Linked DNA regions of Homo sapiens: all the other regions are linked to region 6. Evidence: chromatin contacts called from ENCODE Hi-C or POLR2A ChIA-PET data. All regions are on one chromosome and are shown on one strand. The core of a region is the stretch at or near the end of the contact, and the rest is flanking DNA. Distances in the headings are between cores, read along the strand shown. Region 1 holds the start of BICD2 (BICD cargo adaptor 2). Region 2 holds the start of MIRLET7A1HG (miRlet-7a-1/let-7f-1/let-7d cluster host gene). Region 3 holds the start of PHF2 (PHD finger protein 2). Region 4 holds the start of CARD19 (caspase recruitment domain family member 19). Region 5 holds the start of LINC02603 (long intergenic non-protein coding RNA 2603). Region 6 holds the start of TSTD2 (thiosulfate sulfurtransferase like domain containing 2). Region 7 holds the start of FAM120A (family with sequence similarity 120 member A).

What was found. Hi-C counts contacts between places; a loop is a spot of excess contacts on that map. ChIA-PET counts read pairs that join two places held with the same protein, here RNA polymerase II (POLR2A). Pooled maps may share reads with other maps.
Region 1: a map of B cell shows a loop between it and region 6 (10-fold over the local background). The contact joins the promoter of BICD2 here to the promoter of TSTD2 in region 6. A Hi-C loop is called at or near these places in 2 of 168 maps with a recorded cell type or tissue (B cell and CD8-positive, alpha-beta T cell) and 6 of 50 pooled maps.
Region 2: a loop to region 6 is called in a map of CD8-positive, alpha-beta T cell, with 5 times the contacts of the local background. The contact joins the promoter of MIRLET7A1HG here to the promoter of TSTD2 in region 6. A Hi-C loop is called at or near these places in 4 of 168 maps with a recorded cell type or tissue (CD4-positive, alpha-beta memory T cell, CD8-positive, alpha-beta T cell, lower leg skin and 1 more), 4 of 37 single-sample maps with no recorded cell type and 14 of 50 pooled maps. POLR2A ChIA-PET finds 5 or more read pairs at or near these places in 1 of 52 experiments (activated T-cell).
Region 3: a loop to region 6 is called in a map of endothelial cell of umbilical vein, with 16 times the contacts of the local background. The contact joins the promoter of PHF2 here to the promoter of TSTD2 in region 6. A Hi-C loop is called at or near these places in 2 of 168 maps with a recorded cell type or tissue (endothelial cell of umbilical vein and naive thymus-derived CD4-positive, alpha-beta T cell) and 8 of 50 pooled maps. POLR2A ChIA-PET finds 5 or more read pairs at or near these places in 1 of 52 experiments (T-cell).
Region 4: a loop to region 6 is called in a map of naive thymus-derived CD4-positive, alpha-beta T cell, with 14 times the contacts of the local background. The contact joins the promoter of CARD19 here to the promoter of TSTD2 in region 6. A Hi-C loop is called at or near these places in 1 of 168 maps with a recorded cell type or tissue (naive thymus-derived CD4-positive, alpha-beta T cell), 2 of 37 single-sample maps with no recorded cell type and 10 of 50 pooled maps.
Region 5: a loop to region 6 is called in a map of CD8-positive, alpha-beta T cell, with 14 times the contacts of the local background. The contact joins the promoter of LINC02603 here to the promoter of TSTD2 in region 6. A Hi-C loop is called at or near these places in 3 of 168 maps with a recorded cell type or tissue (CD4-positive, alpha-beta T cell, CD8-positive, alpha-beta T cell and naive thymus-derived CD4-positive, alpha-beta T cell), 1 of 37 single-sample maps with no recorded cell type and 8 of 50 pooled maps.
Region 7: a map of CD8-positive, alpha-beta T cell shows a loop between it and region 6 (30-fold over the local background). The contact joins the promoter of FAM120A here to the promoter of TSTD2 in region 6. A Hi-C loop is called at or near these places in 1 of 168 maps with a recorded cell type or tissue (CD8-positive, alpha-beta T cell), 3 of 37 single-sample maps with no recorded cell type and 12 of 50 pooled maps. POLR2A ChIA-PET finds 5 or more read pairs at or near these places in 1 of 52 experiments (GM10248).

What each region holds. Positions count from the first base shown.
Region 1 is chr9:92,763,433-92,766,228 of GRCh38, reverse strand. It overlaps BICD2 (BICD cargo adaptor 2), which reads left to right and starts at 1,396. Exons shown (of 7, transcript NM_001003800.2): 1 at 1,396-1,724. The coding sequence starts at 1,485. RefSeq lists a silencer at 706-1,445.
Region 2 is chr9:94,164,942-94,167,641 of GRCh38, reverse strand. MIRLET7A1HG (miRlet-7a-1/let-7f-1/let-7d cluster host gene) reads right to left here and starts at 1,384. Exons shown (of 5, transcript NR_170278.1): 1 at 1,261-1,384. RefSeq lists silencers at 660-729, 960-1,759 and an enhancer at 1,455-2,019.
Region 3 is chr9:93,575,219-93,577,918 of GRCh38, reverse strand. PHF2 (PHD finger protein 2) reads right to left here and starts at 1,335. Exons shown (of 22, transcript NM_005392.4): 1 at 1,048-1,335. The coding sequence starts at 1,145. RefSeq lists silencers at 557-716, 1,307-1,606, 1,717-1,776 and enhancers at 1,877-2,156, 1,838-2,432, 2,433-2,700.
Region 4 is chr9:93,094,905-93,097,604 of GRCh38, reverse strand. CARD19 (caspase recruitment domain family member 19) reads right to left here and starts at 1,388. Exons shown (of 6, transcript NM_032310.5): 1 at 1,253-1,388. The coding sequence starts at 1,259. LOC101927993 (a long non-coding RNA gene) reads left to right here and starts at 2,095. Exons shown (of 4, transcript NR_188444.1): 1 at 2,095-2,237; 2 at 2,591-2,700. RefSeq lists silencers at 1,031-1,140, 1,161-1,910, 1,931-2,240 and an enhancer at 2,351-2,400.
Region 5 is chr9:94,258,023-94,260,724 of GRCh38, reverse strand. It overlaps LINC02603 (long intergenic non-protein coding RNA 2603), which reads left to right and starts at 1,414. Exons shown (of 3, transcript NR_160773.1): 1 at 1,414-1,614. ZNF169 (zinc finger protein 169) reads right to left here and starts at 1,427. Exons shown (of 5, transcript NM_194320.4): 1 at 1,380-1,427. RefSeq lists enhancers at 1-615, 945-1,074, 616-1,262, 1,105-1,424, 1,263-1,908.
Region 6 is chr9:97,631,905-97,634,706 of GRCh38, reverse strand. It overlaps TSTD2 (thiosulfate sulfurtransferase like domain containing 2), which reads left to right and starts at 1,339. Exons shown (of 10, transcript NM_139246.5): 1 at 1,339-1,464. NCBP1 (nuclear cap binding protein subunit 1) reads right to left here and starts at 886. Exons shown (of 23, transcript NM_002486.5): 1 at 792-886. The coding sequence starts at 825. RefSeq lists enhancers at 389-468, 26-861, 1,026-1,320, 1,089-1,418.
Region 7 is chr9:93,450,365-93,453,064 of GRCh38, reverse strand. It overlaps FAM120A (family with sequence similarity 120 member A), which reads right to left and starts at 1,380. Exons shown (of 18, transcript NM_014612.5): 1 at 676-1,380. The coding sequence starts at 1,149. It overlaps FAM120AOS (family with sequence similarity 120 member A opposite strand), which reads left to right. Exons shown (of 3, transcript NM_198841.4): 1 at 1-918; 2 at 2,466-2,586. The coding sequence starts at 356. RefSeq lists silencers at 491-670, 971-1,100, 1,241-1,770 and an enhancer at 1,351-1,900.

The DNA.
Region 1 (2,796 bases), core at 147-2,646, 4.9 Mb after region 6:
GTTGGGCCCTCGTGCAATTAGAGTGTGGACTGTGCATTAGATAGTGTCAGTACCCTGTGTGCTGTGATTTCTGCTGTCATGGCTTCTTTCTAATTTGGTCTTGAGGGAGAGTGACCATAAGCCAAGATAGCCACTCTCTAGGAGAACCGAATGGGTGTGGGGTTCAGGTGAGATACAATGAGAAAGTAAAATTAAAAGGTACAAAACAGAAGGAATTTATTATTCTTAGGTTCCGGAGAGGTTAGGGATGCCTAAGAGAGGCGGACAAGCAGATGGAGAGGGGCAGTGAGAGACGGTGGGAAGGAAGGGACTATGGCTGTGCTAGGGTCCATGGAAATCATCCTTTAGGATTTCCCTTGGGGCCTGTGGACTGGCTAAAGAAAATACGAGGGAAGGGTGAACTCATCTGCACTGATACTGGCCATTAGGTGCTATGGCGGTCAGCGGCTGTGGGGTGTGTTGCGCTTTAGGTCAATGAGATAAAGAATAAACGAGTTATCTCACACACCACCATATACGGAGAAGTGTTACCTACGCCAAGGCGAAGGGTACGACTGGCTTTCAAACAACTTAAGTCAGGCCTAAAAATAGATGCGGAGACAACAATTATATTTACCACGTTTATGACCCTGTATTAATGGAAATGTCTTTATTCCCAAGAAATAGACCTTGAAGGACTGAGGGGCGGTGCTGAGGTTCCCGCTGGCCCCTGGGCGCCCCCTGCTGGCCCGTCCTCCTCCCGCCCCCAGACGTCTGCACAGAGCATGCGTCACACCGTCCACGGGTTTCCAGCAGCAGCCGTTCACCCGCGCTCTCGGATGCGCTTCTAGCTCGTGGCCTCCCGGGCTCTGTCCGCGTTGTTCGTCCCACGGTCGGGAGCCCAGTCCTGCCGCCCCGCACCCGCCTCCCCCTGGGGGTTCTCCCGGCAGCCGTCTTGCCACCCCGCGTGGCCGCCGGCTGCCAGAGGCACAGGGGAGCGCGAGGCCCGGCGACCGAGCAGTGTCCCCGGCTCTGAGTGTGGGGAAGGCCGCGGGGCCGCGCCCACTCGACCGCCGTCCAGGGGACTGCAAGGCGCCGGTACATCCGGCTCGACGCTGGCGGCGCAGGCCAATCACGGACGGGGACGGGTGGGCGCGGGGCTGGACGGGTTTTGTAGTCGGTGCGCTAGCGGGACTACTGTCCCCACAGCCCCCTGGGCCACATTGGCGTCAGTGGCTGCGCCCGAGGGCCCGCCCCTCACAGAGCATGGGCCAATCATAGCCGGGGGCCGGGCGGGCGCCGGGCATGATGGACCTTGTGGTCGGAGCGCAGGCAGGACTCCAGCCCCCAGCGGGCCCCGCGCGCCGGAGGGGAGGAGCCGTGCGGCGGCGCGGGCGGGCGGGCGGCCGTCGGGGCAGGGCGGCGGCGGCGGCGGCAGCGGCGGCGGCTGAGGAGGGCCCGGCCTGCGAGAGCCTCAGTGGGAGCCGGCTCAGCCCTCGGCCACCATGTCGGCGCCGTCGGAGGAGGAGGAGTACGCGCGGCTGGTGATGGAGGCGCAGCCGGAGTGGCTGCGCGCCGAGGTGAAGCGGCTGTCCCACGAGCTGGCCGAGACCACGCGTGAGAAGATCCAGGCGGCCGAGTACGGGCTGGCGGTGCTCGAGGAGAAGCACCAGCTCAAGCTGCAGTTCGAGGAGCTCGAGGTGGACTATGAGGCTATCCGCAGCGAGATGGAGCAGCTCAAGGAGGTGAGCCGAGCCGCCCTGCCCTGCGACCCCCGCCCGGCGCCGGGGCCTGTGGGCGTCGTCCCTGGCACCAGGGCGGCCAAGGTCAGCTTGCCAAGCGGGGGCCGGCAGGGGTGGGCCGCCGGGGCGGAGGGGGCACGGGCAGTATGTGGGAGTGGGCCCGGCCTTGGCTAGCAGGCCGGTGCCGCGGCCGTTGCAGACGCCGCTAATGCAGGGGTCCGGGCGCCTTGTCGCCTCCTGCAGCTGCCCGCCTGCTTCTGTGCGGACCTGGGCGGCCCCGGCGGGGCGGGGCTTCGTAAGGGCTGATGCTTTGCGGTGGTCGCTGTTCCGGGTGTGTCTGAGTGTGGGGTGGGGTTGGGAGGGCAGTGGCTGAGCCGGGAGCTGAGGCCACGGATGCTGGTGACCCGCTGGGAGAGGCCGAGGGTGGGCCTGGGTCTGGGTGGCTGCGGCTCTGTCACCTTCAGAGAAAGCACTTCCCCTCTCTGGGCGCAGCTACTTTCGGAGCGTTTCTGCTTCTTTCATGAGTGCCTCCGAGGTGGGGAAAGGTCGTGGACAGCGGCCTAAGTGAGTAGGGGCTCGGGGTTGCACGTGGAGGTTGCCCCTGGCATGGGTCCCCCAGTACCCTTGCCCCAGGCCCAGCGCTGTGTCCTCATGGCCGGGATTGCGCTCCCACCAGCTAGCATGACTTCCCTGGCCCACTTCCTGTCCAGCCCCGCTTCTCGGGCCCTTCCCCTCGCTGTGGCTTGCTGTGTTCCTCTTGGACGGAGACCTCAGTGGTCTGTGTCATTCCCACTGGGGGGAGAGTAGGTTAGACCACCAGGCTGGTCGAGGGTCTCCAGGCGGCAGGGCAGCGGGAGTCTTGGACAGTCCTTCCCCAGCTTCTCTTCTCCCGTTCCCTGACTCCATAGCGTTGTTTGCAGGAATTGCTTTCTGGGAGGATACACCAGGGTTTGGATCCAGGCTGTGCCCCTTGCTAGTGATGTGGCTTTGGGTAGAGGCCCTCCGTGAGTCTTAGTTTCCCCCTCTGCAAAATGGGAGTGCAGTACTGCGTGCCCAGAAAGGATTGTTGTGAGGG
Region 2 (2,700 bases), core at 135-2,634, 3.5 Mb after region 6:
ACACCAAAAGAATTCTGGATATAAACAATTATTTCCTAAACTACACATAAATTTGGAATTTGACATTCAATGTTCTTATACTTCAGGCCAACAGAAATAAATGCAAAGGAATGCCACATGATGCTTTAACTTTAGGAACTGTATGCCAAGAAAGCAGTATTATCAATGAAGTTAAAAAGCAAAACTCAACCAGTCTCCTGATTTACCTCAAAATTTTAACATTCACTGTCTTCCCTGCCTTTTTCCTGTCTGCCCGCCCTCTCGTTAGTCAATTTTTTAAAAACCGGTAAGTTGAAGAATACATACCATTACCTCTGACACAGAATCTACTGTAAAAAGTTGAAAGACCGAAGGGCATTACTGGCCAAGGACATACAGGTTACCACATTCCTCACACTAGAGCCCGCCCGGGAAGTTTATTAGCAAGCCTTCTGAGAGGCACTCGGTTCCAAGAGTTTGCAGCGTCGACTCAAAAGGCCAGCGCTGTTTCCGGTGACACCGAGTCGCAAATCTCCAAGCCCCGTCCCCCGGGATACGATTTCCTCCCGCTCCCGCGTTCCCCTCCCCCTCGCCAAGGACGGCTGCCGCAGCGGACCTCCAGCCGCAGCAGCTGCTTCAGGAAGGGAGGCTGCACTTGGCCGCGGGGAGCAGGGGCATGCAGCCAGCCACGACTCTCCCGCCCTCCCCGCCCGCGCCTTCCCGCCCTGTCCCCCCGCCCCTCGCACTTCCTACCTTCCCTCCTTCATCCCAACCCCCAAGGCCAAGGTCTCCCCGGCCCACAAACTTGATAGCGGAAGTGACGTCAGAGGCACCTGGCGGCGCCTACAACCAGTCACGCCACAGTCAGAGGCGGCGCCGGCCAACAGGCGCCGGCCGGAAGGCGGGCCTTCCGCCCGCCCCAAGTTTGATTGAAGCGGGGGGAAGGGCGGGGTAAGGAATGTGAAGAATGACCCCCCCTCCCCCGCCCTGTCGGTGAGGAGCTGGGCGGGAAGCGGAGGGGGTTGGAGCCGGCCCCGCGGCGGCCACGCGGCACCCCTCCCCCGTGCCCCGAGCGCCCGCGACTTCCGCTAGCAGCCCGCCGGCCCCCCGGGGCCACCCGCCCGCTGGAGGGGGCAGGCCGCCCCACCAGTCCCAGCCCGCGTTAGCCGGACAGGCGCGGGCCGGCGCACGGCTCTCCCATTCTGCCCACCCGCTGCCGCGAGTCTCCGCGAAATAAAATGGCGACGGACCCGCGCTCGCTGCCGCGTCCGCCATACCCACCTCGCGCTCGCGGAGAGGGCCGTCGCGGCCGTGGGAATGCCCCGGCCCTCGCGCCCGTCGCTGCCGGGAGAGCACCGCGCCAGGACCCGGATGGAGGCGCGGGCGGGCGCCGCCGCGGCGGCCTGAGGGAAAGCAGCGCGGTCGCCGGGAGGCCGATGCAGGGGCGGGCGCCGCGGAAAGCGCGCAAGCCCATTGGTGAAGCCGTCTGATTGAAGTGCGCGTCGCTCTTTCGCCTTGGCCTAGCTGAGCTCGTCCGTCCCCTCACTGGAGGGCGGCGGCTGGGCCCGCCTCGCGCGGGGTGGCCACCGTGGGGGAGGCGGGTCTGGCCCGCCCACCAATACCATCTCCTTCTTTCCTAGTGGAGGGCTGAGAGAGTGGCGGGGGTGGTGTCCTCCAGGCCCTGCCCTTTGCGCGTGATGGGCTGGCTGTGTCACGTGGCCGCTGAACGCGCTGCCCGCGGGGCGGGGCGGCTGCTTTGCTCCCTCAGGCTCCTGGGGGCAATTTACACGTGCGCGACCCGGAAGGTCCGAACGCTGTCCAGCGTGCAGCCTCTGGCTCTTTTCCGTCAACTGACCCTGTTCCCTCCAGGAGGCCTTGGCCAGGCCTCCTGGAGTTCTGTGCCTCAGTTTGCTCATCTGTCAAATGGAGGAGTTGTGTCCGCCCAACCTTTTACTTTTATTCCTTGACGTTTTGGGGTCTGAGGGTTTTTTTGTTGTTTGTTTTTTCGAGACACGGTCTCTCGCTCTTTCTCCAGGGCTGGAGTGCAGTGGCGTGGGTCACGGCTCACTGTAGCCTCGACATCCGGACTCTAGAGATCCTCCCACCTCAGCCTCCCTGAGCTTTTTTTTGTTATCTTTTCCAACCCATGTTTTGAAGATTTTTGTCTTCAAATGTTTTTCAAAGCAATCCTTGATTTTGTTGTTTTAAAATTAATCCAAAGCCCAGTTCCTCCATCCCCATTACAACTTTCACATGCTAGGACTCTGAAATCACTAGTTAAGGTGTCGTTTGAGGTCTCTGCCAGTTTTAAGATTTTATGGCTGGGAACCGCAAGACCTGGGCTGTAGCTCTGCTTTTTGTAATTCATTGTGACTTTGTGCAACACTTTTAAAAAAGTGGGTCCTTGTCTGTAATAGAACTATGGGAAATAGTACTTGACATGCTGTACGTTTACATTTATGATCTTAGGTGGTGGTATCAGCTCCCCTTTTAGCACTCATATTAGTGTATGCAATAAGTGCCAAAGGAGTTTGTTTCGTTTTGTTTTTAATGGGGACTTTATTTTGTGAGCTAAAGTGAACAAGAAACTAGAGGGGGGGAAACTTGAGCTTAAGCCATGGGTAGGATTTGGGGAGGACTTCTTGAGGTTAGAAGATATATTGAGAAAGGAGAGAGCAGGCCCCAGAGCTAGATCGAGTACAGTTCAGGGGAAGAGTGTGG
Region 3 (2,700 bases), core at 86-2,585, 4.1 Mb after region 6:
CCCGGGTCCAAACACATCCCACAGGCAAAGTCAGATGCAAGAGAACCTGTTGGAGCAGTTTGGGCAACACTGTCACCTCCTCTTCCTCCTCCTCCATTTACTTCTTGGTGGGAAGGGACCTGCCCTAGGCATGGGGCCAGGTCATGGCCATCGGCAAGGGCCAAGAGGGCGGGGGTTTTCAGTGTCTCCAAGCGTTACCTCCTTCCCCCCTCCCCATCTTCCTTAGGGAGCATAAGATCATGTCAAAACCGGCGTTCCTGCCGGGAACGGAGAGGAGAGAAACGGGGAAAACTGAAGGCCAGGGAGGAGGTGGCAAAGCCACAACAAACCCCCCTTACCCAACTCACAGACACTATTCTGTCACCGCACTCCTGCCCGCGGACCTGCAGGCCTGCCGGGTCTAGCTGCTCCGCGGGGGTCCGGGAGGGGTCCTGCCCTCGGGGACAAGGTCCAAGGGAGCTCGCCGGCCACGGCGGAGGGTGGGCGCGCCGGCTGCCACCTCGCCGGAGCCCCCACGGACTCCCCAGCCCTGCCGGAGTCGGAGCCCGCCACTCGCGCCTCTCCCGGGACCCGCGCCGGGCTGCGCGCCCGCTTCTCCCGGCCCGGCCAACCCCGAGCCCGCGCGGGGAAAGTTCCTGCAACTTCGCAGGGGGGAGGCGGCGGGGGCTCCGGGCCTCGGCCTCCCTCCGGATGCCCGGCCTCTGCGGCCGCCGCGACCCAGCTGACAGGCGGCCCGGCCCGGGCCTGGAGCCCCAACTTCCCCGCGCCCCGAGCCCCGAGCCCACCTCCCGGCCCGCGGGCCTCGCTTTGTGCGCGGCGGCCAGGGGCGCCCAGCGCGGGCCCCGTGCTTGGCGCCCCCGCCCTGGGCACAAAAGGGCGCGCGGCCCGGCACGGCCCAGCCCCGACCGGGGCGCCCGGAATGCGGCGGCGGCGGCGGCGGCCCGTCCCCGAGCCGGGCCTGCGGGCGCGCAGCCGGGGGCGCGGGGCTCGGTCGGGCAAGGTGGCCGGGCCGGGCCGGGCCGAGCCGAGCAGCCGCCGCGCGCTCACCTGCCGTGGAACCAGTCCTTGCAGGCGTCGCACTCGATCATGAAGCGGGTAACGTCGTAGGGGAGCCGGCAGACGCAGTACACGGGCACCGTCGCCATGTTGCCGCGCCGCGCCGCCGCTCGGCCCCGCCGCTGCGCTGCCCGGGTCGGTCCGGGCCGGGCCGGGGGCCGGGCCGCGCGGGGGCGGCGGGGGCGGCGGGGCGCAGGCGGCGCCGCGGCCGGGAGGGGACGGGGACGGGGGCGCACGACAGCCCCCGCGCGCGCTCCCGGCCAGGCGCGTCCACACAATGCCGGGCGCGCTGGCTGGAGGGGCCGCGCCGGGAGCCGCCCGCCGGCCCGCGGGGCTCAGGGCGCTAGTGTGCGCGGGGGACGGGCCGCGCGCGGGACACAAAAGGGAATGGACGCGCGGGGGCGGCGGGCGGGGAGCCGCGGCCCCACCGAAGGGACCCCCGGCCGCCGAGCGGCCTCTACGTCAGCGCCCCGGGTGGCGCCGCCTCCGCCCGCCGGCCTGGGCCGCCGCTCCCGCCGCCGGGAAGGCGGGCTGGGGAACCCTGCGGGGGAGAAGGTGGGTTGGGGGACCCTGCCGGGGGAGAAGACGGCCGGGGGGACCCTGCCGGGGGAGAAGGCGGGTGGGGGGATCTCGAAGGTGGAAGATAGGCCGAGAAGGGCCCCCAAGGCTGAAGGTAGACCCAGGGGTCCGCGGGCGCGAAGGTGAGCTGGGGGAGCCTTGAGACTGAAAGTGGGGTGGGACCCCGGGGAGAAGGTGGGCGGGACCCCGAGGATAAGATAAGTTGGGGGAACCCGGGCAAGGCAGAAGGAGAGACGCGGGGTGCGGGAGTGGAGCCCGCAGGAGAGCCTTCCTAGTCTAGAAGGCCGACAAGCAAATACTTGGCCCTAACTTTCTTCTGACCCCCACCACGGTGGGGGTGTTCCTCCTCCTCGGCCGCGCTGCCTCCCTCCGTTCCCCACTGAGTTTCTGGTTGGGACACCACTTCCTCTTTCCCCTCATTTTCGGCTGGGGACTGCCGCCTCCCTCGCAGGATCCCGCGGACTTCCCTGATGCTCAGCCCCAGAGGAAGAGGACAGAAGCCCGGGCCGGGAGTGCGCTGGCACGGGCTGGTCAGCTCTGTTCCCTGGCATTTGAGCCCCCCAGGCCCGTGACCTAAGGGGCCGGGCTGGTCAGCTCTGTCAAGAGAGAGCTCCCTGGCATTTGAGCCCCCCAGGCCCGTGACCTAAGGGGCGAGGAGTATGGGAACCCTGGCCCCCGTGTCCAGGGAACTGAGCCCCCACGGTGGGGAGGAGAAGCGGAGGTGCGCTCTGAGGGGTCACTTGCACGCGTTCTAGAGGAGGACTTCCCTGCCTCGCCAGCGCTGCATCCTTGGGGCATCCGCGCTGGGCAGGGGCCACATCCCTGCCCGCCCTTCCTCCCTCACCCTCTTTCTCTCCCCATCCTCCCTCAGCAAAATCCGCATCGTGCTGGGAAATGTGGGCCACCCCTGCTCGGAATTCCAGAATCTCCGGACAGGAAACCTGGCTCAGTCTCCTAGCAGCATCCATGACAAGGCTCCTTAGCCCCTCAGCCCCTCACCATCACCGCCCACCTGCAGCTGCCAAGGGGCCGTTTGCTCCACCGCAGGCGGCTCAATTAAGGTCC
Region 4 (2,700 bases), core at 139-2,638, 4.5 Mb after region 6:
TCTGATGAACTCACTAAGGGAATTACGGAATCCCAGCCTGGGCAGGGCACAATTTAAGACTTTGTTTCCCCATCTGTACACAGACGAGATATTCCAGGTGTCCCCATCTGATCATTTTCAAACAGGAATCACCCAACACAGGGTCCAATGCACAGTAAGTGCTCAGAAATGAGAGCCACAAATAAGAAGAGTTAGAAGGGAGGACAAAGGGGAGCAGGTGGCAGCTGGGGTCTCTTGTGGCCTAGGCTGGAAGTCTCTTCTGGCCTGGTGTCCTGGAAGTCATCAGTTTCCAGCCCATGAGATCCTATTTGTGGGCAGGACCTAGGCTGAGACTCAAGAGAGCGAGCACCGAGAGAGGACTAGGGACTTCTGGGGCTACCCTGAGCCCCTGAGCCAATTCTGCTCCATGAAACAGAACAGTAAGAATGAAGTGTAGCTTCTGGGAACCCCCATACTCCCTGGCCGGGCTGCCATGGGGTCCCTTACCAGCCCATCACCCTCATGGGGCTTCTCCAACAGGGGAAGGTCCACAGGGCAGAGTCACCCTGTTTGGGATCAGGAGGATGGTGGGCAGGTCCCCAGACCAGAGAGGCCCTGGGGAGGAAGGCTGGGCTGGGGCCACTAGCGTGGAGCACAACAACCTTGGGGGGTCCAGTCGCTGTCCCCGATTCTCTTAGAACTAAACAGGGGCAAGAGCGTCGTGGACCACCGAAGGAGTCTGGGAGACTCCAAGAGTCCCACAGGAATCACATGCCGCCGAGGAACGCATCGCCTGTCCCGCGACCTCGCTGGGGTGGTTGTAAGGATGGAGCGTTGTTTCCGTGGCCAGAATCACAGCAGGACCGCTGTGAATTCTCTCCGGTGTCATTTCTACCACCTCCTACTCTTTCAGACCAAATTCCCCACCACGGGACACACACACATTGGCAGTGGCTGAGCCCAGACCGCGGCTGTGCAGCCCCACCCTGGAGCTGCCTTGTAGCCCCCGCCCTCTTCGGGCCCCGCACCTGGCCACCACCCATCATGCCCGGCACCGCCTCGGCTGGCACGGCCCCGCCGGGTAGAAGCCCCGGGACACCCACCACTTCGCGGGGGTGCACTCGCGCACCACCGACAGCTGACGGGCCAAGGTCACTCGGCCCCCGCTGCCCAGGCGCGGCCTGCAGGCGACTCGCAAGGCAGCCGGACCCCCGGGCCGGGCCACCCATCCAGGGCGCCCGCATCCCTGCCGCCCAGCCGACCCCGTGCCCACCTGTCATGGCGACGGACACAGCGCCGCCCGCAGTCCCCAGCGGTCTGCCCCGCCGCGCGTCCGCCCCTCGGTCAGCCGCCCGGTCCACCAGCTCCAGCGAACGCCGCCCGCGGGCCGTGCTCGCCCGCCCCTTTTGGCTAGGCCAGCCCCCCGGCTTTGGCTGTGTAGCCTCGGGGACTCTAAACCCCGCCCTTTGACGAGCCCCGCCCCCTACCGTTAGGCCCCGCCCCTTCCGCGCCCGCTACGGCTCCCCCAGGGCTCTAAACTCCGCCCCTCTCACTCGAGTCCCGCCCCCTTGCCGTCCTGGGATAGGCCGCTGCGAGGATCCTGGAGCCTTGCCCCTCACTCGAGCCCCGCCCCCTCCGGCGTCGGCTTCCGCCTCTCCCGGAGTTCTGAGCCCCGCCCTGCACCTGAACCCCGCCCCCTCCGACGACGGCTTCCGAGCCTCAAGGAACCCCCCACCGGGCCCCGCCCCTTACTCGAGCCCCGCCCCCCTCCGTCGTCGGCCTCCGCGCCTCCAGGGGCCCTGAGCCCCGCCCCTTCCTGCTCTGCCATGCGACTGCGGGCGTGGGCGGGCGACTGCGGGCGTGGGCGGGCGCCACCGGACTCCCGCCCCTCCCAGCGTCAGTTAAGACGCCGCGAGGGGCCCAGAGTCCCTCCCCTCGCTGGGCCCCGGTCCCGCCGGCGTCTATAACGCCGTCGCAGCGGCCTTTAACCCCGCCTCTCACTCGAGCCCTGCCCGCGTCCAAGTCCCGCCCTCAAGGCGGCCTCAGCTACGACCGCCGCGCGCCTCCCTGGAGGCGCCCGCTCCTGCCCGGAGCCCTGCCCGTCTTGGGCCCGCCCTTCCGGGCCCTGCCGCGTTGAGTGGCGGAGTCGGGATCCAGGTGGCCCGCCGGCCGGCTCAGTCCACCTCCCCGCTCCCGGCCTCGCGCCCCACCCCTTGGATGAGAAAACTGAAACTGAGAGGGGACGTGACTGATCCAACGTCATACAGAAAGTCAGGCCCTGGGGAGTACAGGGCCAGGCCTGGGGCAAAAGGCCGGTGGGCGTCCAGTACGCCACAGGGACCAGCCAAAGGAGGCAGTGCCCAGTGATGCTTTCCCAAATCCAGGGGAGAAGGACTCAACGGTGTGACCTCGCTCGGCGGGGTGGGGGGGGGACACCTTCTTGGGGGACCCCAGTCCCCCACCTTCAAAAGAAGACACTAGCTTGACAGTGTGACCCGAACTAGAGAGGTCACTTAACCTGCCTGAGCCTCAGTTTCCTGGACTGTAAAATGAGTGACCTTGGGCCAACTCCACTTCCCTCCCGCTTTCCTTCCTGCTTTCCCTCTCGTAGGCCTGGCATTTCCAGCTCCGGAGCCCGCCACAAGAAGCTCCTAGCCCCACATGATGTGAATGCACTGGGCCCCAGCCAGGAAGTGGAGACCCGTGAAGGAAGGAATAGCA
Region 5 (2,702 bases), core at 165-2,664, 3.4 Mb after region 6:
ATGTTCCTTGGCCCTATGGGCACCATTCTGCTTGTTGCAACCCATGCTCCCGGAAGGGTCCCCAAGTCCGAGGGAGCCACACAGCTGCAGAAGCCGACAATCTGGATACAAGCACGCCCCCATGCAACCCACAACCCAGGGATGTCTAACTCCAGGCAAGCCCTTCTCAACTCACCAACTTGGGTCCCCAGGCCCCAAGGCTACTGACCCGAGTCGCACGGCCCTAGCCGTCCCCCCCCCCACTATCAAGACCAAGTCTGGATGTCTACCCACAAACAATCCTCCCCCACAAACCCGGGTCCTAGTGGCCAAGCTGCACCATCACCACCACAGTGCACCAGCCATCCACAAGAGCCCTAATAACTGGACTGAGGTTGGGCACGGTGGCTCACGCCTGTAATCCCAGTACTTTGGGAGGCCGAGGCGGGGGGATTACTTGAGGTCAGGAGTTCGAGACCAGCCTTGCCAACATGGTGAAACCCCGTCTCTACTAAAACACAAAATATTAGCCGGGCGTGGTGGCGTGCGCCTGTAGTCCCAGCTACTCGGGAGCCTGAGGCAGGGGAATCACGCCACTGCACTCCAGCCTGGGCGACAAGAGCGAAACTCTGTCTCAAAAAAACAAAACAAAACAAAAACCAAAAAATTAGCCGGGCGTGGTGGCGGGTGCCTGTAATCCCAGCTGCTCGGGAGGCTGACGCGGGAGCATGGCTTGAACCCGGCGGCTGGGGTGGGGCGCGGAGATTGCAGTGAACCGAGATTGCGCCACTGCACTCCAGCCTGGGCGACAGAGAGAGACTCTGTTTCAAAAATAAATAAATAAATAAATAAAATTTAATAAATAAACAAATAAACAACCCGACTGATGCCCAAGCCGCGTGCCTCCCACTAATGGGGAAGTTTGCTCCAACCGAGGATATCATGTCCTCCAAAGGCACATTTGCTGGCCCAGAGACCTCCGAGGCGCGATGGTGGGGAGGGGATGGCGGGATACTAGTGGCAGGATGCTGTCTGGGTACCCCAGGCAGAGCCCACTCAGCGGCCCCCGAAGTACCGGGGACGCACCTGCGAAGTAGCTCGGGAAGTCGGTCCCAGGCCTGCACTGGCCCCTCCAGGTCAACATACTGGGCCCAAAGTCCCGCCAGAAGCACGCGACAACGCCAACGCCCCCTCCCCACCAGAGGACCTCCGCCAAGACCTCTCTCCGGGGTGGACCACGCACGCCCAGACCCCACAGCCGAAACTCAAAACACCAAGGAACATGTGGCCACGACATGGACTGCCCATGCCAGCTTTCCCGACCTTCCTTCCAGTGGAAGGCCCGCGAAAGCGGGGACCACCTCCGGGCTAGCTCACCAGAACTGTGAAAGGACACTCACCACGCACCAGGCGACGATGCCGGAACGCGGAAGTACGCGAGCCGGACTGCCCCTGGGCACGGAACTACACTACCCAGACTGCCACGGGGCGCGCAACTACCCTACCGTGGATGCCCTGGAGCGAGGGACTACAACATCCAGAATGCTGCGAGGGGCGGGACCGCAGCATCCAGGAGAAATTGTGAAAAATCAGAAAGTAAAATCTAACTTTCGGGTCTATGAGAAGGGTGGTCAGGTGAGCAGTAAGTCTTCTTTAACTTTTTATACGGTCCTTCTAATTTTTTTTTTTTTTAAAAAGATGTTACATGTCCTCCATCCTGCAAATTCACACCTGTGATTGTACACCCCTGAACTTTATCTACTTACTTATTTTTTGAGAAGGGGTCTTGCTCTGTCGGCCAGGCTGCAGTACAATGGTGTGATCATAGCTCACTGCAGCCTCAAACCCCTGGCCAAGCAATCCTCTCACCTCAACTTTCTGAGTAGCTGGGAATACAGGTGCATAGCACCACACCGGGCTAATTTTTTGTTTTGTTTTTTAGAATCTGGGTCTCGCGGCCGGGCGCGGTGGCTCACGCCTGTAATCCCAGCACTTTGGGAGGCTGAGGCGGGCGGATCAGAGGTCAGGAGTTCGAGAGCAGCCTGGCCAATGTGGTAAAATCCCGTCTCTACTAAAAATACAAAAATTACCTGGGCGTCGTGATGGGCGCCTGTAGTCCCGGCTACTCAGGAGGGTGAGGCAGGAGAATCACTTTGAACTCGGGAGGTGGAGGTTGCAGTGAGCCAAGATCGCACCACTGTACTCCAGCCTGGACAACAGAGTGAGATTCCTTCTCAAGGGGGAAAAAAAAAAAAAAGAATCTGGGTCTCGCTATGTTGACCAGGCTGGTCTGGAACTCCTGGCCTCAAGCAATTTTCCCACTTCAGGCTCCCAAAGTGCTGGGATTACAGGCGTGAGCCGTCCTTGTGGCCCAGGCTGCCTTTCGAGTTTATTTAGGGCCCTCTAGCCAGAGGTGGTGAGATTGGCAGTAACTCAAATTCCAACTGCTGGGATAGGTGATTCTCCTCGGGCTAAGGCTGGTGTAAATACTCCCTCCATGCGTGAGAATCAGCTGTGTTTGATCCAGTTTTGCTTTCTGGTATAACAGGGCAGCACTGAGTTCAATGCAATGTCTCATCATTGCTGTGCTTGCCGTCTCCCAAGAACATAGATTCTCTCTCCGCACCACAGAGCCACTGCTGGGGGATGGGTCAGGGGCATTGGTGATTCAAGACTGTCTTTCCTACCTTTTCAGTGCCTCTTTCAGTCATATGAAGTAAAAA
Region 6 (2,802 bases), core at 90-2,589:
TGGATTTGTGTTTTTGACCGATTGTAAGGCTTATGTGTAATATAAGCATCTTTTTTTTGTTGTTGTTAAAACTAGAATTATTCCATCTTTATGAAGGCAACACTGATCTCCACGAGCACAATCATCCAAACGGAGATGGGAACCCCTGTTCTAACTCTCTCAGAGGCCTGAAGTTAGTTTTCTAGCACTCTCTCTCACACAAGGGAAATGCGCTTACGGCCAGTTCAAAATCTGCAGTAACCTGTGTCTGTTTATTAGGGACCTCTTGGGCGCAGGTAAGACAATATTCTTTCCCTGCAGCTTGAAAGAAGTGAAATCAACGGATAACCACTACCGGAACAGAGTTCAGACTGCAACTCATGAGATCTCTCAGTCCTTTCCTTCAGTGAATTCTTCCGAGCCCTTTTCAGGTGCAGCTTTGAAGGTTAAAACGAGACACTAGGACCAGTGGGTCCCTAAGAGGCGGCAGCACAGACACAGGTGTGCTTCCCTGCTCCGTGGTTTTACGGACGAAATTCTGAAGCATCCTTAGAGACCAAGGGTCTACCCATGGGGTTCACCAGGCCTTCTTTCCCGAGGATCGGCCCTTGACTCAAAGAACTGGGGCGGGGGAGAAGTCGCTTTCTAGAAGCCGCCCGACCACACCGCCACCATATTCTCCTCTTTCCCTCCGCGGCTCCCCGCACGTTCCCGGGGAGAAGAGCTTCCAGTCTCTTCCGTGGACACCCAAAGACGCCGAGCCTCGGCTCCCAACCGGGAGCGGCCTCCGTGGCCGGGCCGCAGGCACTCACCGTCGTTCTCGTCGCTGTGCCGCCGCCGCGACATGCTGCCCTCCGGTGCGCCGCGGAACCGAGAGGCCAGGCGGTAAGCGCTGCAGGAACTGTCTGGCCGCTGGCCGACGCAAGGACAGCTGCAAGGCGCGCGGATGGGCCGGCACGCAGGCGCACTAGCTCGCCACGGCCCCGGAAGCGCAGGAGAGGCCGCCGGGTGGGGCTAGGCGCTGCGACAGCCGGCGTGAGGAAGCTCAGTGGGCTACGAACGTCTGGCACACATGCAACCGCCCCCTCGGGCTGCCTCCGCCTGCCGGCTACTTCTTTCTCCCGCCTTCCGCTCTATGTCCTTCCGGGGCCACGCAGAAAGTGCCGCCGCTTTGGCCACTCAGAGCCCCCGGGCCGCGGTCGTCGTACGCCTGAAGGCGGGTCGTGCCGGCGGCCGCTCTAGTCTCCGCCTCCGCTCAGGCCGGTCCTCCGGGGCTTCTCAATGGTTTCCCGGTGGCCTCTCAATGGTTTTCCCGGCGGCCCTTGCGCCGACGCCAGGAGACTTCCGGAGCTTGGTGACGTCACGAGCGAGCTTTTCTACCCAAATACGCGGCGGGGGAATAGGCTCGAGGGCGGTGAGCAGTGACAATTGCTAGGCGGAGACAGTGCAGGGAAGAGAGACCTTAGAAAGGATCAGGACTGGCGGGTATGTGCTCATCTACTCCCACTTTCCGGCTTTTGCCGCCTTGGGAAAAGTGGGAGGAGAGGTTGGGCCAAGCTCGGCATGCGGGGTGGGGCCTGGGCGGGAGGCGGTGCCGCACGTGCCGCCCCTTGGTATGGAAAGGCCGGCCCTGACGCGAGCGTGCGGCTCCGGGCTTGCCGGCTGGCCGTCATTTTCCTTAAGTTGTTTGCTTAGGAAGGAACAAATGATTGTTTTAGTAATCTGTTTTCAAGGGTTATTGGGTACCTATATGCCTGTGTGTGAGCGTCCCCTCCCCTGATGTCTTTATGAGCACCATACTGGCTTATCTGCTTTGTCCATGGCCATCTGAAATTTCACTCTCCCGGCCTAATTCTCCTTCGGTCTTACCCATTTCAGTAAATGACGTCATCCGTCGGCCGCTTAATCCAAAAATTTAGAGTCTTTCTTAGCTCTTTTCCCTCTTTTTACATAACAATTATCTGTAAACCCTGCCTGCTCTGCTTTCAACACAAATCCAGAATCAGATCGTGTTACTGCTTTGTTTAAAAGTCTCCTATGACGGCCGGGCGGGGTAGCTAACGCTTGTAATCCTAACACTTATGGGAGGCCGACGCGGGCGGATCCGCTTGAGCCTAGGAGTTCAAGACCCACCTGGGCAACAAGGCGAACACCGTCTTTACAGGAAAAAAAAAAAAATTAGCTGAGCCTAGTGTTTGGCGCCTGTAGTCCCAGTTACTCGAGGGGAGGGTTGGGGGCCGAGGTGGGAGGATCCCTTGAGCCCAGGAGGTCGAGAATGCAGTGAGCGGTGATCGCACACTGCACTCCAGCCTGGGCAACAAAGTGAGACCGTGTCAAAAAAAAAAAGTCTCCTACGACTTTCCATTGCACACTCCATGCCATGGCCTGTGGGGTTCTACTTCTCCTCACTGTACTCCAACCACTCTTTCTGTTCTTACAATAAGTCAAGCTTGTTCTTATTTTAGGAACTTATACTATTTCCTTTACCTGAAGGTCTCTGGTTCTAAATCTGCGTGGCTGGCTCTTGGTCACTTAGGTCTCAGCTCAAATGTCAGGTCCTTAGTGAGGCCTTCTTTGGTTACCCAATCACTGTTTTATTTCATTCAACGAATATTATATTTATTAGCATTTAGCACCTCCTAGGTGCCAGGCAGAGTTCTGAATGCTGAGGATGTAGAGGTGAACAAAGGAAAACCCCTGCTCTCTTGGCGCTGATATATTCTAACGACCCATTCAGGAATACCCACAAATAGTGCCATCATAGGTAGTGAGCAACGGGAGAGTGGTAGATGAGATCAGAGAGGTAGGGGGAAGGTGCTCTGT
Region 7 (2,700 bases), core at 131-2,630, 4.2 Mb after region 6:
TCCCATCCTGTCAAAGTGCACGGGTCTTTGAAATCTAACACAAAAAGCCATAGAAAGATTCTCTAAACACCCTGTACTAAGAGGAACACGGACAGGGCACTGCGTTCTGAAGTAGAGGCCAGGGCACTGGCCCTTAGACACGTCTCGCTGTCACCGGGCTAACAACATTGGCAAGGGCGGCGGCAGCAGCACTGATATTTGCAGCCCCCAAGGGCTCTGGCGAAACCCCCTCTATTACTCTGTATCCTGCCTGCTTCCAAGATGAACCTGTTGCTGGGAAAGAACAGGCTAAATTAGAAAAGGGAGTATTTTGTCAAAGTTGAAGGTGAGTGATAGCCTGCCCGCCTCAAATAGGATGGGAAAAACTAAGGATATTGGGGATGATGACACTGTCGCCTCCGAATTCTGGTCCGGGGCTCTCTCCCAGCCCTCAAGTGTCCCCACGCGGCCGCGGACCCCGAACAGGGACAGCTGGAGACGGGCTTGGGCAGCGCGCGGCCTGCACCCGCGGCCATCCATCTTGCAGCCCGGCCCGGCCAGGCTATCCCGGGCAAGGGCTGGGGGAACTCGCTGCCCCCAGCGCCGCCACGGCCGGGCGACATTCTGCGCCCTGGGAAGGGGGATAGGGGTGCGGCGCGGCCCCGGTCCCCGGCCCGCCCGGATCCCCGGCCTCACCTTGACGTGGAAGCGGATGAGCGCCAGGCGGATGCAGTGGGCCATGCAGACGGGCGGCAGGAACCAGACCTTTGGCGGCGGGGTGCCCTTGTTCTGGACATGGCTGACGATCTGCTGTGCCGTCTGGCGCTCGTTGCCCTGCCGCTTGACCCACTCGTGCAGCCGGGCCTTCTCGAGCGCGCCGTTGAAGAAGACGAAGAGCTCGATGTTGCCGCCGAAGCAGGCCTTGGCCAGCGCCGCCAGGTAGCCAAGCATGTGGTTCCACTGGCCGCCGCTGACCCAGTCGGTGTAGAAGCCGCCGTAGAGGCGGTGCAGGCAGTTGTCGGCGTCCACCAGCAGGCGCAGCGGGGTCTGCGGGGGCCGCTGCCGCCCGCCGCCCACCAGGCTGCCCCGGGCCAGCTTCTGCAGCTCCACCGGCACCACGGCGCTCGGGCAGTGCTTCTCGATGTAGTCCTGGAAGCCCTGCACGCCCATGGCGGCGGCGGGGGCGCGGGCGCGGGTGCGGGCGGGGGGCGGCGGGGCCGGGGGTGGTGGGGCCGTGGCGCGCGGGCGGGCTGGCGGGCGGGGGCGGCGGCCTCTAGGGGGGACTGGGGCGGGTCGGGGGCGCGCTCATGGCCGCCGCGGCCGCCATGTGCTGCCGCCTCCCAGGGCCATGTCTGGGGAGGGACCTGCCGCCGCCGCCGCTGCCGCCGCTGCGAGGCCGAGGCCGAGGCCGAGGCTGAGGGCCGGGGCGGGGCGGGCGGGCGGCGCTGACGTAGCGGACCCGCCCGGCGCGGACGCCGCCCAGGCCCGCCGGCTAGCAGGCGGAAGAGGCGGCGCCGGCGGGACGCGGCTCGGGGCTCCCGGAGGCGGCGGCGGAGGCGGAGGCCCGGAGTTGGGCCGGGACGGGATCCGGGAGGCTTCTGAGCCGGAGCAGGCAGCGCCTGGAGGCCAGAGGCCGTTCGCCCGCCTCAGGCCGGTCGGCCGCCGCTCCCCTCCCCTGCGCCCTGTTCCCGGCAGGGCCAGAGAGGCCGCCGCCTCCGCCCGGTGGTTCTCGGGCGAAGGGAAGCCGCGAAGCAGGTCCTGGGGAAGAGCTCGCCTGCTCCTGAGGGAAGCAGCGATAAGATGGCGCTTTGAAGGGGAGCCGAGGCCGAGTCACTCTGTTCGTCGGGACGCCGCCTTTCTAACGCCGCCGTCGGCTCGCACCACTCTGGGCCTGCTGCCCACACTGACTGCGGGGTCCGGGAGAGCGGGATGCTGGCCGGCCGCGCCTGGCTTCTTGGAAAGAGCAGGAAGGAGCGCGAGAATGCAGTTCCGCGGCAGGTGCTCATCCCAGCAGCTTCGGGCTCTCGGTTGTGGTTTTTACACCTATGACAAATGACATGGCCAAACACACCATAATGTCTGAAGGTACAGGTAGCCCTAAGCGCCTGCTCGTCACGGAAGAGACTGTCTTGAGAGCACAGGTCTGTTGCAGCGTGGGAAAGCCTGCGTTACCACTGCGCAATGGCTAGACTGAAACGTGCGCCTTTGCAGTGGATCTCCCAGCTCTTCTGAGGGAGAGGGATTTGAATCTTGTTGCTTTAGTAGCATCTTCTGGAAGGAGGTCGTTTACGTAAATTCTGTTCCAAAGCTCTGTCGTAACTGCTTCTAAAATGAGGTTGATACTGTATGTATATTAGGCTTGCATAAAACATTTTCAAAAAGAGATTAATGTCTTTCAGAATATAAATTTAGAAACCCAGCACTCTAAAAGTTTTAAAGTGCCGCTTTTACTTACCTTCATCTCTCCATTTGTTCTTTTTTTGGAGAAACCTCTGTAGAGGAGCAGGATGCAACCGACAGGCTGTGGCCGGACAGCTGCTGCCCAGCACATGGAGCCTGCACGCGCACGGTTTGGCCAAAGAAGCCCCCATACTCCCGGTGAAAAAGGCAAGTTGGATTTTTCTGCTTTCTTTTCTGATACCCACCTCAAATGCAAGCCAGTATCATACGTACATAAATTAAATGCTGCTGGTATTTTAGGAAGTTACATTTAAAAGCAGG